Linked DNA regions of Homo sapiens: region 2 is linked to region 1. Evidence: read pairs that join two places in POLR2A ChIA-PET (ENCODE). Cell type or tissue: OCI-LY7. All regions are shown on one strand. Links, peaks and the distances in the headings refer to the core of each region. The heading gives the core; the rest is flanking DNA.

What was found. ChIA-PET counts read pairs that join two places held together with the same protein. Peaks named below come from ENCODE experiments on the same cell type or tissue, not always from the same donor. Only the 100,000 strongest peaks of a DNase experiment are listed, where the experiment ranks them.
Region 2: POLR2A ChIA-PET joins it to region 1 with 5 read pairs; 2 of 35 experiments call an interaction of 5 or more read pairs at or near these places.

Annotation. Positions count from the first base shown.
Region 1 is chr16:48,431,312-48,438,622 of GRCh38, forward strand. No RefSeq gene overlaps it. Among named protein-coding and RNA genes, the nearest start is that of SIAH1, 50 kb to the left of the region's middle. RefSeq lists enhancers at 776-1,320, 1,132-1,251. In OCI-LY7, for the core only: a CTCF peak has its summit at 4,161 (motif pointing left); DNase peaks (open chromatin) are centred at 2,000, 3,550, 3,990 and 4,150; H3K27ac peaks cover 2,390 bases.
Region 2 is chr16:48,588,820-48,596,130 of GRCh38, forward strand. All of the region lies in intron 1 of N4BP1 (NEDD4 binding protein 1), which reads right to left. Among named protein-coding and RNA genes, the nearest start is that of N4BP1, 18 kb to the right of the region's middle. In OCI-LY7, for the core only: no CTCF peak of the experiment used is centred there; a DNase peak (open chromatin) is centred at 4,172.

The sequences.
Region 1 (7,311 bases), core at 1,532-6,531:
CTCACGCCCGTAATCCCAGCACTTTGGGAGGCCGAGGTGGCCGGATTACCTGAGGTCACATGTTCAAGATCATCCTGGGCAATGTGGTGAAACCCCATCTCTACTAAAAATACAAAAATTAGCTGGGCGCGGTGGTGCATGCCTCTGATGCCAGCTACTCGGGAGTCTGAGGCAGGAGAATCGCTTGAACCCGGGAAGTGGAGGTTGCAGTGAGCTGAGATGGCGCCACTGCACTCCAGCCTAAGAGACAGAGCGAGACTCCATCTCAAAAAAAAAAAAATTAATTAATTAAAAAAATAAAATAAAACCAAGCTCCTCTGCTCAGCTTGTCAGAGCACTCATCTGTCTTATGAAATAAGTGTTGCCTGATTCTGGAATCACAAATAAAAGCCAATTAAGATCTTTAAACTAAACTTGTTGTAATTTTGTCTGTTGAAAGAGGTTTGCCATGGAATTAACAGAAGTCACCTTAAATTCAGGTCTTTTTCACACCTTGGACAAAACACACAGCTGAAGCAGGATGTCAGCTCACAAATGTTCATTTACTTCACTCCACAAAAATATACACTAGGCTGAGTCCTGGAGATTCAGCGCACACCTTCAAGGACCCTTTAGGAGAGTAGACAGATTTTGTGAATTAAAATGGCAATTAATAGGGCCTTCTCCCTATTAAATGTATTCATAACATTTTGCACCCAATTTAGGAGGCTCCTGGGCCACCCCTAAAGCCCATCCTTGGAAGGATTCATGAACTTTTTGCTCTAAGAGTCTAAGAACTTAGGACCACCGTGTTTCTTATCACTTCCATGGATCCTAGGGCAAGGGTGCTTCTTGGGAAGCCAGCAGCCAGGAGACTCCTCTTGCAAGAAGATCCTGGAACATCTCTTCTGTTCACAGAGATATTCCAAGTGGAACCAAAGACAAGTCGAGCACCTTTGTTTACAGCTGAAGAAACTGGAAACCCAGAAAGGGGAAGTTTCACACAAGGTCTACTTCCTCATCCACTTAGAGATCACAATAACAATAGTCACAATTGCTGCCTCAATGGAGTGCAGGGGAGTGGCAGTCACTCAAAGATCCTTCCAACACTCTGGCCTGGGCTTGATCATCCCTGTTCTCCAGAGTCAGAGAGGACGAGTGGCTTGTCAGGTCACACAGCAGGAAGTAGCCCAGCTTGGCACAGAACTCAGTTCTGTGGAACTTCAAAGCAGGATGCCAACAGTTAAGAGGGCTATAAAGGTGGCAGAGACACTGTCTTTGCCCTCATGAAGCTGGTAATCTTATTGGCTCTGGGGATGGGGCATTAATATGTAAAGAAGTTAACATAGGGGCAGTGGCTGATCCCTGTAATCCCAGCGCTTTGAGAGGCCAAAACAGGAGGATCACTTGAGGCCAGGAGTTCAAGACCAGTCTGGGCAACATAGCGAGGCCCTGTTCCCTACAAAAATAAACAAACAAATAAATAAAATAAAGAGTAAATAAAAAGTTAGCATATTTATTGAATGCTTATACCTGGCCTGGAGAGATGCTCCCCGGGATAGAGCCCTGAGTCCTGAATCCATGCTGCCGGATTTTGCATTCTCTTTGGCTCAGATGATAGTTGTTTTTGTTTTTTTGAGATGGAGTCTCACTCTGTTGCCCAGGCTGGAGTGCAGTGGCGCCATCTCGGCTCACTGCAACCTCCACCTCCCAGGTTCAAGTGCTTCTCATGCCTCAGACTCCCGAGTAGCTGGGATTACAGGCATGTGCCACCATGCCTGACTAATTTTTGCAGTTTTAGTAGAGACAGAGTTTTGCCATGTTGCCCAGGCTGGTCTCGAACTCCTGGCCTCAAGTGATCCACCCACCTCGGCCTCCCAAAGTGCTGGGATTACAGGTATGCGCCACCATGCCCGGCCTGAAATCACAGTTTTAATGCTGTGCACACTCAGGCTGCAGTTTGTAGAGTTCTGTCAGGCAGAGAGCAGGTGTCCTAGTTTCCTCAATTTTGCACCAACCAAGGGCCTCTGTGACTCCCACCTGGAGCCCTGCTTGTCTCCTCCAGCTTGCACATAAGAGGCAGCTGTGCTGAGTCTTTCTGCCTTGGTGGGGAGGTGAGAACTGCGCAGGGGGACAGGGAGCCTCTGCGGGGGTGGGAGGTCCTCTAATCAGCCTGCCATCAGTTATTGATCAGACCCCCGGGTCAGAACTTCTCCCTGGCCACGAGGCCTGGTTGACCTCTCCAGCCCGATCTGTTTCTCCACGGTCCTCCTTACCCCACTACCAATCCATATTTGCACCTGCCTGAACAGATACGCAGTTGCCGCCTTCCTTGCGTTGTCCACACAGCTCCCCTGCCTGGAAGGCCCTGGCCGTCCTGATCGCCGGGCAGTGAGTTCCTGTCCTTCCTTCACAGGCTGCTCACGCTCCAGTTCTGCGAGGCCCTCCCTGACCTCCAGCCTAACTTTGAGCCCTGCTGTTTTCAATGCCTCTGTTTCTGTCATTTCACTTGTCTTTCTCCTTCTTAGGGAGCCATATTCTTTCCTATGTCCCTGTCCTTTGCATGAGGCATAGTGTCCAGGACACACTCAAAAATACCAAAAAATGAAGGCACGCTCCTTCCCTTCTCTCCCTCTACACCCGGGCCTCATTTAATTATGCACAGACTCTGGGAGTTGGCAAGTATTCACTTCAATTCCTCACTTTACAGATGAGGAAACCAAGACCCAGAGAGAGGAAGTGACTTCCCCAAGGTCACAGGCTGTTGATAGAGTCCAGACTGAACCCAGGTTTCTTTCCTCCCTGTCTTGCACCCTATTCCCTTCCCCATGCCTCTCAGAGTAGCCTTTCTCTTGGGGAAATGATGATTTTATTTAGCCACAAGGACCCTGTGATTGGATTAGGTTGTCCTCAAGACAACAGAGGGGGCCTCCAAGAAAGACATCTTTAATGGTGGAGGAGGAAGGAAGTGTAGAATAAGAATTGCTACAAACTTTGGTTTCCTCCTGTGTAAAACTGGGAGCCTGACCCCTGTCCTGCAGCAGTGTTCTGAGGATATGTGTTGATGTAAGAGCCGAGGTTCTCATTCATGAAAAGCTTATATCACATGCTTCTCTTGCTGGCGGAATATCGCTTCTTCAGTCAAGAGCTTTTATAATCTGGCCCAAATTACCTTTCCAGACTCATCTTATCCTATTCTAGCCCAACAGCTCACACTCCAGCCACATCTGGCTCCTCCCCTGTCCTAACCATTTCCTACCCTTTCCTCCTCTGTACCTATTTCCTCAGCCTGGACTAGCCTTTCCTCTCAATCCAACTATTGCATCCCCGGTCCATTTCTGGGTCCAGTTCAAAGACCACCTCCTCTGAGAAGTCTTCCCTGATAGCCCTCCTTTCTGTGTCTCTGACGGTTTGCTCACTCTTCTCCTTAGGCATGGCTTGGTCATTTCCATTTGGATAAATGTTCCTCTTCCTTTTACCCTGTGGGTTTCTTGAGAGCAGAGATCCTGTGCTGTCAATATCTGTGTTTCCTGCAGCTCTTAGGCAGCTCTAGTACAGAGCAGTTGCCCCATCCTGTCTGTGGTAAGCAAGAAATAAAGGCTTCCTGGGACAGAGTCAATGTGAAGAAAGATAACACCAGGCAGAGCCTTCAGGTGAAGCAGGAACATGGCTTCCAAGAACACTAATCATTGGTTTTGCAGAGCAAACCCCTAGCTGGCTCCTTTGTGTGCCTATTTTGGCCCAACTTTCACGTCAGCACGTTTCCACCATCCCCAAGCTGGAACTTCCCTCTGCCTCTCCGTGACTGACCCTTGCCTCACCAGATGTTTATTTTGCCTCCCAGGCTGAGGAGTTTAGACACTGCTCTTGCAATAGGGGCCCCAGGCAGCTGTGTGACCTTGGCATGTTACTTTGCATCTCTGAGCCTTGGTGCACCTCCTCTGCAAAACAGCAATTTAAAATAGCACCTGACTCCTGGGTTGCTGTGTTAATTAGATGAGCCAAGACATGGGAGGTGCCTAGCCCAGTGCCTGACACGAAGTAAATACTCAATTAAAGATGGAAAAAACAAAAATAAACTCACTTAGTATGTGTTTCCCTCTGTGTTGCCAAAACCTGTTCCTGGACCCTTGCCACCCATCTTGCTGTTTGGCGAGTCTTGCTTGGGGCAGTTTCCAGCTGCCCCCTGCCGGGAGCACCCCTGATGGAAACCTGGGACCCAGGAAGGAGGAGGTGCTGACACGACTGTGAATCCACGGTCACCAAGCTGCCCCTTGCCCAGACTGTGGGTAAAACCTACATAAGTAACAGATCTACAAAGTATTAATTTTTTTTGTTTTGTTTTTTTGAGATGGAGTCTCACTCTGTCGCCCAGGCTGGAGTGCAGTCGTGTGATCTCTGCTCACTGCAACCTCCACCTCCTGGGTTTAAGCGATTCTCCTGCTTCAGCCTCCTGAGTAGCTGAGATTACAGGCACATGCCACCACGCCAGGCTAATTTTTGCATTTTTAGTAGAGACACAGTTTCACTATGTTGGCCAGGCTGGTCTCAAACTCCTGACCTCAAGTGATCCACCTGCCTCGGCCCCCCAAAGTGCTGGGATTACAGGCCGTAGCCACCGCGCCCGGCTTTTTTACTTTTTAAAGATCTAATGTCACAAATGGGAAGAATCCTGCCTTCTGGGAGGCCCTCATGTGTGCCTGGCCCGGAATCAGTCCCATCCAGCAAGGGCATTGATGAAAATTCTCAGGACATCTAACACAAAGTGGTGCTTCCTGGCACTTGTGGCTGCACCAGTACGAGGCTGATCTGCTGCTTGGCTCACCTCCCCAGAGCAGAGCTCCTTTCTGGCCCTCTCTAATCATGGCCCATTTCCAAGAAGAAAATGACAACAAAGTCCTAGGCAAAGCATTGGAGTCCTGGCCTTGGCTTTAACCTCCTGGGACTGATTGCATCCCTCTCTGGCTCTCCCACCTGGAGGGCAATTCCCGCCTGCAGTGGAAAGCAGTAGCTGTGTGCAAGTCTTAAAGTTCTCAGTGGCATATTTAGAAATAACAGAGGGAATTAGGTTTCATAAAACCATCTATTTAAGTGGCTCCAAATTAAGCCCCATTGTGATCTCTCTCTGTCTCTCTCTCTCTCTCTCTCTCTGGTTCCTTATATCCTGATTGTTCATGAGAGGCCCCATAGGACATGTGAGAACACCCCCTTTTTTTTTTTGAGACAGTCTCACTCTGTCGCCCAGGCTGGAGGGCAATGGCACAATCTCGGCTCACTGCAACCTCCACCTTCCAGGTTCAAGCAATTCTTATGCCTCAGCCTCCGGAGTAGCTGGGATTATAGGCGTGTGCCACCACGTCCAGCTAATTTTTTGTATTAGAAACCTTTTTTTTTTTTTTTTTTTTCTGATAAACCAGCAGAAAGGCATTAGTCCTGGTAACTAATCAAGTCAGGAATTGCCGAGAGGAGGGAGAAGGGGAGGTGCAGGGCCAAGGCTGGGACTATTAACACATTTGGATTTTTGGAGGAATAGTTTATTACTCCTCCTCCTCCAGCTCCTTCTATATTCAAGGGTTTTCAAGCGGGAAAAGTTGAGGTCTTGGCCTTGGGTGACTTTCATAGCCACATGACCTTAGCAATGGATTGGTTGATGCAGAACTTCTCATTGATGACTTTGTAAACCCTTGGTTAGCTCACTGCTGTCTTGCTGCTTCTCTGTGTCAGAATTAAGAAACTACTCTAGGTCTTTCAACAGTGGGAGTTTAACACAAGGAATTGCTTACATAGATAATGGAAGGATGAAAGGCTGAACGGGATAGTGAGGAACACAGCTTAGCACCAGCAGGAAGCTTCTTACTCCAAGGTTGAGGAGATGAAGCCCAGAAGCCAGTGTTGGTGGCAGCAGCTAGAACCATGGCAGGGCTGCCCGTGAGAGCTCGCCCCATGGAGGTGAGGGTTGTCTGGCAGGAGTCAGAGCCACAGAAGGGCTTGGAACCATAGATGATACACAGCCACTGTGGAAGATGCAGAGCAAGAGGGGGGAAATGGTTGATCCCCACATCTCACCCTACCGTACTCTGGTCTTGTACCATTTTCTCCCAACACACAAAGCTATGGAGAGCCACTTGACAAGGGAGCCTGGGAAACACAGCTTCCTGCAATATAGAGCAGAACATTGGAAAGGCAGGGAATAAGCTGGGAGCAAACAGTGGGCCATCTGTGTAACACAAGGCTGCTGGATGAAATGGCTGGGAAGTAAGAAAGCACTGCAGAGAGGAGCTGAGGGGGCCATGGCAGGCTGGATCCCATTGAAAGCCTTACAGCAGTGTTTCCCAAAGTGTGGGATGCACTGGGCCACCTGAGCTGGCAAAAAGACCAGGCAGAGCATGAAGGAACAGTGTATCAGTAAGAAAGCTAGTCTATTTTCAATTCTCTTTCCCATCATCTGACGACATTAAGGAGAAAGTCTCTATTTGGTGCTAACCTGTCTTTAACATCACTCTAACATTTTCTAATTTCTTTTTTCTTTCTTTTTTTTTTTGAGACAGAGCTCTGTTGCCCAGGCTGGAGTGCAGTGGTGTGATGTAGGCTCACTGCAACCTGCAACCTCCATCTCCTGGGTTCAAGCAATTCTCCTGCCTCAGCCTCCTAAGTAGCTGGGACTACAGGCATGCACCACCACTCCCAGCTAATTTTTGTATTTTTAGTAGAGACGGGGTTTCACGCTAGCCAGGCTGGTCTCAAACTCCTGACCTCAAGTGATCCACCAGCCTCGACCTCCCAAAGTGCTGAGATTACAGGTGTGAGCCACCGTGCCTGGCCACGTTTTCTCATTTCTTTTTAACTCCAAAAGATAGCAAACCAGACAGGTGTGGTGGTTCACGCTTGTAATCTCAGCGCTTTGGGAGGCCTATGCGGGAGGATTGCTTGAGTCCAGGAGTTCAAGACCAGCCTGAGTATCATAGTGATGACCCCCATCTCTACAAAGAATAAAAAATTAGCTGGGCATAGTGATGTGTGCTTGTAGTCTTAGCTACTTGGGAGGCTGAGGCAGGAGGATCCCTTGAGCCTGGGAGTTTGAGGTTGCAGTGAGCCATGACTGTACCACTGCACATTCCAGCCTGGATGACAGAGTGACACCCTGTCTAAAGCAAAAAGAGAGGAAAACTTAGGTTAAAGCCTTTGGCTGGTACTGGTATAATAGATGCTGCTGGTCCTGCCTAATCCCCGTCACCTAGTTGATACATTCACCTCCCAGCTGCTGTGAATGTTGGCAGCTAGCACTTTACAGCCACACCCTTCTTTTGGAAATTGCCTCACCTGGAAATAGGT
Region 2 (7,311 bases), core at 1,065-6,064, 160 kb after region 1:
GGACCATTTTGTATATACAACCCCTGAGGTAAAAATAGTTTTTACATTTTTAAAGGGCTGTAAAAACCAAAACAAAAAGGAATATAAAACAAAGACTTTGTGGTCCACAAAGTCTACAATATTTATCATTTGGCTCTTTAGAGAAAAAGTTTGCCAATGTACATCCTAGGAGAATGTATTTTTTTGCTTGACATATTTACATTAAATAACATCCAGAATCTGTGAAATTACATTATAACTTGTAGATTTTTGTCCAGTATAGATACAGATGATTTCTGTCTGGCATAAAAGACAATCCCAAAGATCATGGTTTCATTATCTTGTAAGACTGTAATACTGTGAAATATGTATTTCCTGGCATACAACTTTTAAAATTTTTAGAATTTGAAAGTGATAGTCTTTTCATATCCTAATGAGTTCAACTATGACTGGCATCCATAGGTAGTAGCTTCAGGATGGGGTTGGTCAGCAGAGACCAAAGTAGGATGACAGGGTCTCAACCCTACTTCCAACCTCTCGGGAAGGGAGAGGGGCTGAAGGTTAGTTTGATCATCAGTGCCAATGATTTAATCAATCACGCCTATGTAATGAGGCTTCCATAAAAACCCAAATGGACTGGCTTTGGAGAGTTTCAGGATAGCTAATACCTATCCTGAAGGGTGTTGTTCCTGGAGAGGGTATGGAAGCTCTAAGCCCTTTCCCTCATACCTTGCCCTATGCATCGCTTCATCTATAACCTTTGTAACAGCCTTTACAATTAACCAGTAAGTGTCTTGCCCAGAGTTCTCTGAGCTGCTTAGCTAATTAACAAAACCCATGGAGTGAGTTGTGAGAAAATCGATTTATAGCCCATCAGTCATAATCACAAAACAACCTGGGAAACTTTTCCCTAGATCCCTACAAGGGTATAGAACCTGCCAAAGGAATTCACTTTGTAGACTGGTGAAACCACCTTTGCAAAAATTATAACTGAGGAAATTATGACAGTGAAAGAGATCAGACCTAATTGACTCCATCTTGTATCTAACCTTTGGGCTGTTCTTGTTCATTGCTGGGTGTAGGTCGAAATAACCTTGGGAAGGAATTCAGTTTACGGTTTGACTCTGAAACAAAACTGGTAACAGCCCTTTCTCGGAAAGACCCCCTTCTTGCTTGGGGACCAGTCTGCCTTTGAAGGACTAACAAATTAGCTACAAGATTAGAAATGATGGTTTAGGAGTCATATAGCTTCTGGCTCCAAGAGTCTGAACCTCCCCAAATTGCTCCTGGGGATAACATCACTATTGTAAAACCTAAAATTAGTGGTTGAAATATTTTGCAGACTCTGCACTCAATGAATCAGCTGACACCACCCAGATCCATATTCTGGCTCAACCAATTCTGCCATCCCACCCAGGAACAGAAGACAGCAAGAAAACCTCACTTTGACCCCCATGATTCCATCTCCAACCTGACCAATCAGCACTCCCCACTTCCCAAGCCCCTACCTGCCAAATTATCTTTAAAAACTGATCCCTGAACGCTGGGGGAGAGGGTTTTGAGTAATAATAAAACTCTAGTCTCCCACACAGCCAGCTGTGTGTGAATTACTCTTTCTCCACTGCAGTTCCCCTGTCTTGATAAATTGGCTCTGTCTAGGCAGAGGGCAAGGTGAACCTGTTGGTTGGTTACAAATTTGGAGGCTTGTCCAGGATTGCTCTTGTGGCTACCTGCCTGTGGTTTGGTAGCACCCCTCTGGCAATGGATCCAGAGGCCAGCCCAAGCGGCTGCCTAGTTCTCTTGGATTGGTGGCTGACTCTGACACTGTCTCTACCGACAGGGCACTGCCAACCCAATGTGCATGAATTTAATTGCAATGGAGAAACAATCCTGGGCAGATGTCCAATAACTGTTCCCCTATCACAGGGTGTCTGGCTCAGTGAGTATCCTAGGCGCTGCCACAGCTCCTTCCTTCTCCCAAATGGTTCCATAGCCCCATGGTGTGGTATGTGTCTGCAGCTCCATCACCGAGTGTCTGTCTTGGTTCGGCTCCTTTGGGGTCTCAGTTGGCTCTCCTTAATTAGTAGGAAGAGTCTTAGTTAGGAAGACTTCTCCTCAATCCAGAAGATTTAGGGGAGATTTCTCAGGCAGAGAATAGGAGGATAGTTTGGAAGGGGTACTCTGAAATTATTGGTTAGGGATCTTGATTTGGAAGCTCTTCTGTCTGTCTTGTCTTTGTGTGTTTCTGTATATGGTGGGGATCTCTGAAGGAACTGCTGACAAAAGTCAAAAATTATCTTGAGCAATTAAAAGCCTTTGCAAGCTTGAAATTGGCTCCTCTAAGCACCTTCTGGGAAGAGCAATAGAACCTGCTGAATGTTGTAACTCAGTAGACAAGGCTTTTTGTCTTTTGACAGTGGCAGCCCAGGTTGAATTCTTGGCTTCGGAAATGATTCCTTTCTGGTTTGTTACTTAACTTTCCCACTTTTTGAGGGTCCCACCCCCACCCCAATGGCTAGCTTCCGATTTCCTGTCTTGAATTTTTCTTTCTCCAAACTGCCCTTGGGAAGATTCTAAATCTTGTAAAAAGAAGCTGCTTACCATCTCTTTGAAACACCTTATGGGTCCATGGTTAAGCTGTAACCTTAGCTAAAACTTATTAATTTCACATGGGAAGTTACCTGTGGCAAAGTTCAAAAGCCAGAAATATTGACTGTCCTGGCTAGAGTCTGATAATAAGAGATTTTTAAAAAAAAATTTAAAAAGAGCTCTATGGTTAAAATCAACTTAATTAAAAATGGATATCCAAGCTCTATTATTTTAAAAGGCCTTGGTTTTTTTTTTTTTTTTCTTCTTGGATATTGGTTGTTTTTGTGAAAAAGTTTTTGTTTTTCTTCTCAGTCAACTGAATTATTTCTCTACTTTGCCCTCCTGATGCCCACATGAGAGAACTTAAGATAATTTCTAACAGCTTCCACTTTGGAAAAAAAAAAAACCTGTTTTCCTCATGGAACCCCAGGAGTTGAAAGTGGATAGATCGCTCTCAAAATCTAAGGCTCTGTTCAGCTTTACATTATGTTACCTGACGTTTTTTTTTTTTTCCAAGTTTTGGGGGTATCAGAAATTACTCTGCATTATGGGAGAGCTGTTAGCCTTGGTGTGCAAAAATTAGGTACAAAATGTACTTTAAGGGATGGCTAATAACAGTTACAGAGGGATACTTGGCTCACTGCACGCTTTAATCAAAGAAGCATGCTCTTGGCCACCTGGAAGGTAAGGAGGAAAAATCCCCACACTCTACTGAGAGATGAGATTCCCATGGGGGATGGGCTAATTACAAAATGGGCTGATTGCCAGGAGGTGGAGGTTGCAATGAGCCAAGGTCACACCACTGCAATCTAGCCTGGGTGACAGGGCAAGATTCCATCCCCCCAGAACAGAAACAAAAACAAAATCGGCTGACTGGGTTTGGGTTGCCAGGCAATTAAATGCATGGTAAAAGCATTGCACCGTTTTCTCCAACAGCATTTCCCTTTTGAAAATCCAGGATGCAATATAAAAATGGGACCCTTAATTTTGAGAATGTCTTTGCTTTCCAGCTGTGCCTGCTTTTTAGGCCCTAGTAACTGCATGCTTTCCTAGCCTTGTTTCGTGAAGGGCTCTGCCCTGAAGCCAGTAATCCAACTTAAGAAACTGGCAAATGAAAAATGTTACAACTACTGGATATTCTGTCTGTGTATGTGTTGTGTGTGATGTTTATATAAAAGAGCTCTAATTAACTAGCTTAAAGAAAAATAAGCACTTAAATCAGATATTTTGTCAGAAAAACTAAAACTAATGAGCTAGTTTAGTTCATATAACTTTCGTAATCTTTTGGTAATAAACAGTTTTAAAGATTACTGGTAAATAAAAATATCTTCCAAATTTAGACATTTCATCTAAATTAGGTCAAATATTAGGTTTGCTAAATGCTCTAAGGTCATAAACTGCTTCTTTAACTTTTGAAAATTCTTCAATATACCTCCCTTGGAGCCATTACATTCTAGGTAAGGTCTGGGGACATGTGAAATTAGCCCCCATAAAGAAAATATTTTATACAAAAGAATCTTGTATGGTAAATTCTTGTCCTAAAGTAAAAAGACTGGTTGTTTAAAGAGAGGGGTGGTTAGGACAAGTCAGAAAGTCCAAGCATGTCATAGATGGTCTAAGTCATGAAAGGATTCATGAAAGGAAATTTATGCAAGAAATGTTATACAATTTAAAGATTATTAGGTCCCCTAAATATTTCATAAACTGCCACTATGACTTCACAACCTGCCTGCTTTACAGCTAGGTAAGGCCTGGGGACATGTGGAGTCAGCCAAGTCCCCTGGCTATGCTGGAAAGTCAGACCTTATCTGCACTTCTGACTGGTGTCTGTTCTAGGCTCCACACCTGGTACATAATTACAATTGCTTACTAACCAGGTTTTTCACCGAAAGTAAAAGTTGCTAAGAGTTAACAGTGTAACATGTATTTGAGACTACTGAAGAAACAGTTCTACACACAAAGTGTGTAAGGAAAGCAGAATGTACTTTTGGTAAAAGATTTTAAGAAGGCATGGGAATATGAATTTCTCACCTAAGTTTAGAGGGTTAAAGGATTGTGTTAAGTGAGGAAGGAAAAAATCTAAAGGTTTAAACAAGTTGTGAAAGGTTTATAAAAAATTAATGTGTGCAAACATATTGGCTAAAGTTAAAGAGGTATTATTCTGTTTTTCCATAAATTGAACATTGGAATAAAAGTGCAACAGAGTTTTCCTAAATCATTGTTCTGCTCTTTAACAAAAAAAATATTGTAAAGGGTTATAAAAGGTTTATAAGAATCTTACCTTATGGTCAAACTAACTAAAACTGAATAGATTTGTAAAATGCTATTAAACTAAATTTAGGCTGGACGTGGTGGCTCACACCTGTAATTCCAGCACTTTGGGAAGCCGAGGCAGGCGGATCACCTGAGGTTAGGAGTTTGAGACTAGCCTGACCAATATGGTGAAATAGTGTCTCTACTAAAAATTAGCCGGGTGTGTTGGCGGGTGCCTGTAGTGCCAGCTACTCAGGAGGCTGAGACAAAAGAGTTGCTTGAAACCAGTAGGCGGAGGTTGCAGTGAGCCGAGATCATGCCACTGCACTCCAGCCTGGGTGCCAGAGCAAGACTCCGTCTCAAAAAAAAAAAAAAAAACAAAAAAAAAACCACCTAGCTTTAGCATTTTAAAGATGCACTAATGCAAACATTAAATTTGGTTTTCTCTTTTGAAAAGAATTTTCATGTAATATTAAAAGATAACGAAAGGTTTTCATTTGCCTTTTAAGTAAACTACAAAAAAGGTGGCGGAGGGGGTGGTGTTGAGAGAAAAGACAAATCAGTTGGCATCATGCTATCTTCACTGGATCTTGTTGTTTGGAAAGCTGAGTCTCCTTTCTACCACAGTAAAGGTTTTTCCTGTTTTAAAATTTGTGGGTTATCATTTTGGTTAAATGAATGACTTATGGTGACCTGGGATTCTACTTTGTGAATATCCAGTGTTGCTTTTTTGAGACAAGGTCTTGCTCTGTTGCCCAGGCTGGAGTGCAGTGGCACAATCTTGGCTCACTGCAACCTCTGCCTCATGAGTTCAAGCAAGTCTCATGCCTCAGCTTCCCAAGTGGCTGGGATTATAGGTGTACGCCACTACACCCAGCTAATTTTTGTATTTTTTGGTAGAGACGGGGTTTCACCATGTTGGCCAGCCTGGTCTTGAACTCCTGGCCTCAAGTGATCTGCCCACCTCGACCTCCCAAAGTGCTGGGATTATAGGTGTGAGCCACTGTGCCCGTCTGATATCCAGTGTTTTCAACAAAGGAAACACTGTCAAATATAAAATGGTATTTAATTCTCTTTCGGTTACATTCATATAAATAGGTTATTAGTATGTGTTACAAAATTGTATGAGATTCCTATAATTCTAATATGCCTCACTATATGTTATCAATAATAATTGTTATGTTAAATTATTGTGTGCCACAGAGGTAACAAATTTTCTTGTCAATTGTGTCTTTGACTGTGGCTGCCCTAAAATGTTTTTTCATCCACAGACAACTGTCTTGTTTTGATCCTCTTTAGAAGATGGTTTTATAATTAGCTATAAAACTTTGACAGGTGCTCCTGAATGCAAGTTTCTAATAACACTGGAGATTGTGGCATTAGAATAAAAAAAACTTTCAGGACTCCCAGGGATAGCTAAAATGTTCATGAATATCAAGCAGAACAGGAGTTAACTGAATGGACCGAACAGAAAACTGAAGTAATCTTTTTCTTTACTTTTTTTGCTTAAAATGTTGCTGATCCTTTTCGTTTTTTCAAAGCCAAATGTGGTGGCTCACGCCTGTAATCCCAGCACTTTGGGAGGCTGAGGCGGGTGGATCATTTGAGGCCAGGAGTTCGAGACCAGCCTGGCCAACATGGCAAAAACCCCATCTCTACTAAAGGTTCAAAAATTAGCCAGGCATGGTAGCGCACACCTGTAATTCCAGCTACTAGGGAGGCAGGAGAATTGCTTGAACCCAGGGGGCAGAGGTTGTAGTGAGCCGAGATCACACCACTGCACTCAAGCCTGGGCAATAGAGTGAGACTCTGTCTCAAAAAAAAAAAAAAAAAAAAAAAGAAAGAAAACTTTCTTTTGCACTATTTACAGCTTTTAACAACTCAGTAAAGTACATTCTTGTAAACAAAATTTGAAGCATATTTGTTTCTACCTGGTTTCTCCAGAATTTGGAAACTATTTGTATTTTTAACTTATGGTGATATAGTTATTTACATAAGTGCAATAAGAATGTTTTCTTTTCTAACAGGACACAATTGGAGAAACTGGTTATTTTACCAAGGCTTTGACTGGAATGGCGTGCTTTCCTTTAAGGAATCAAACTTGACTTATAGAGCCAACCAATAAAAGCCCCTTGGGAAAAGTGACCTCACACCTTGTCTATGCAGTACCTGTACAGGGTTCCTGACCTGTGGTAAGTAAAGAATGTCACTTTCTGACAGGCCCAGGAGCCCCAAGTTATCTTGGGACCTCAAGAGGAGAGGAATTTACCCAACTCATAGCTATCTGAGGGTATAAACCCATGGCTGGGCTTGGCTTTAAAAAAGTCTTAACTGAGGTTCCTTATGGAACTGAATTCCATCAAAGCCAATTTACAAAGCCTACGTGAGAAATAATTATTCTTGCTGTGCTCTATGGAAGAAATCAGGCCAAGTATAATAAAGTTTATTTTGCAAACAAATCAGTCCTATCATGATTTGTTTTTAATAAAA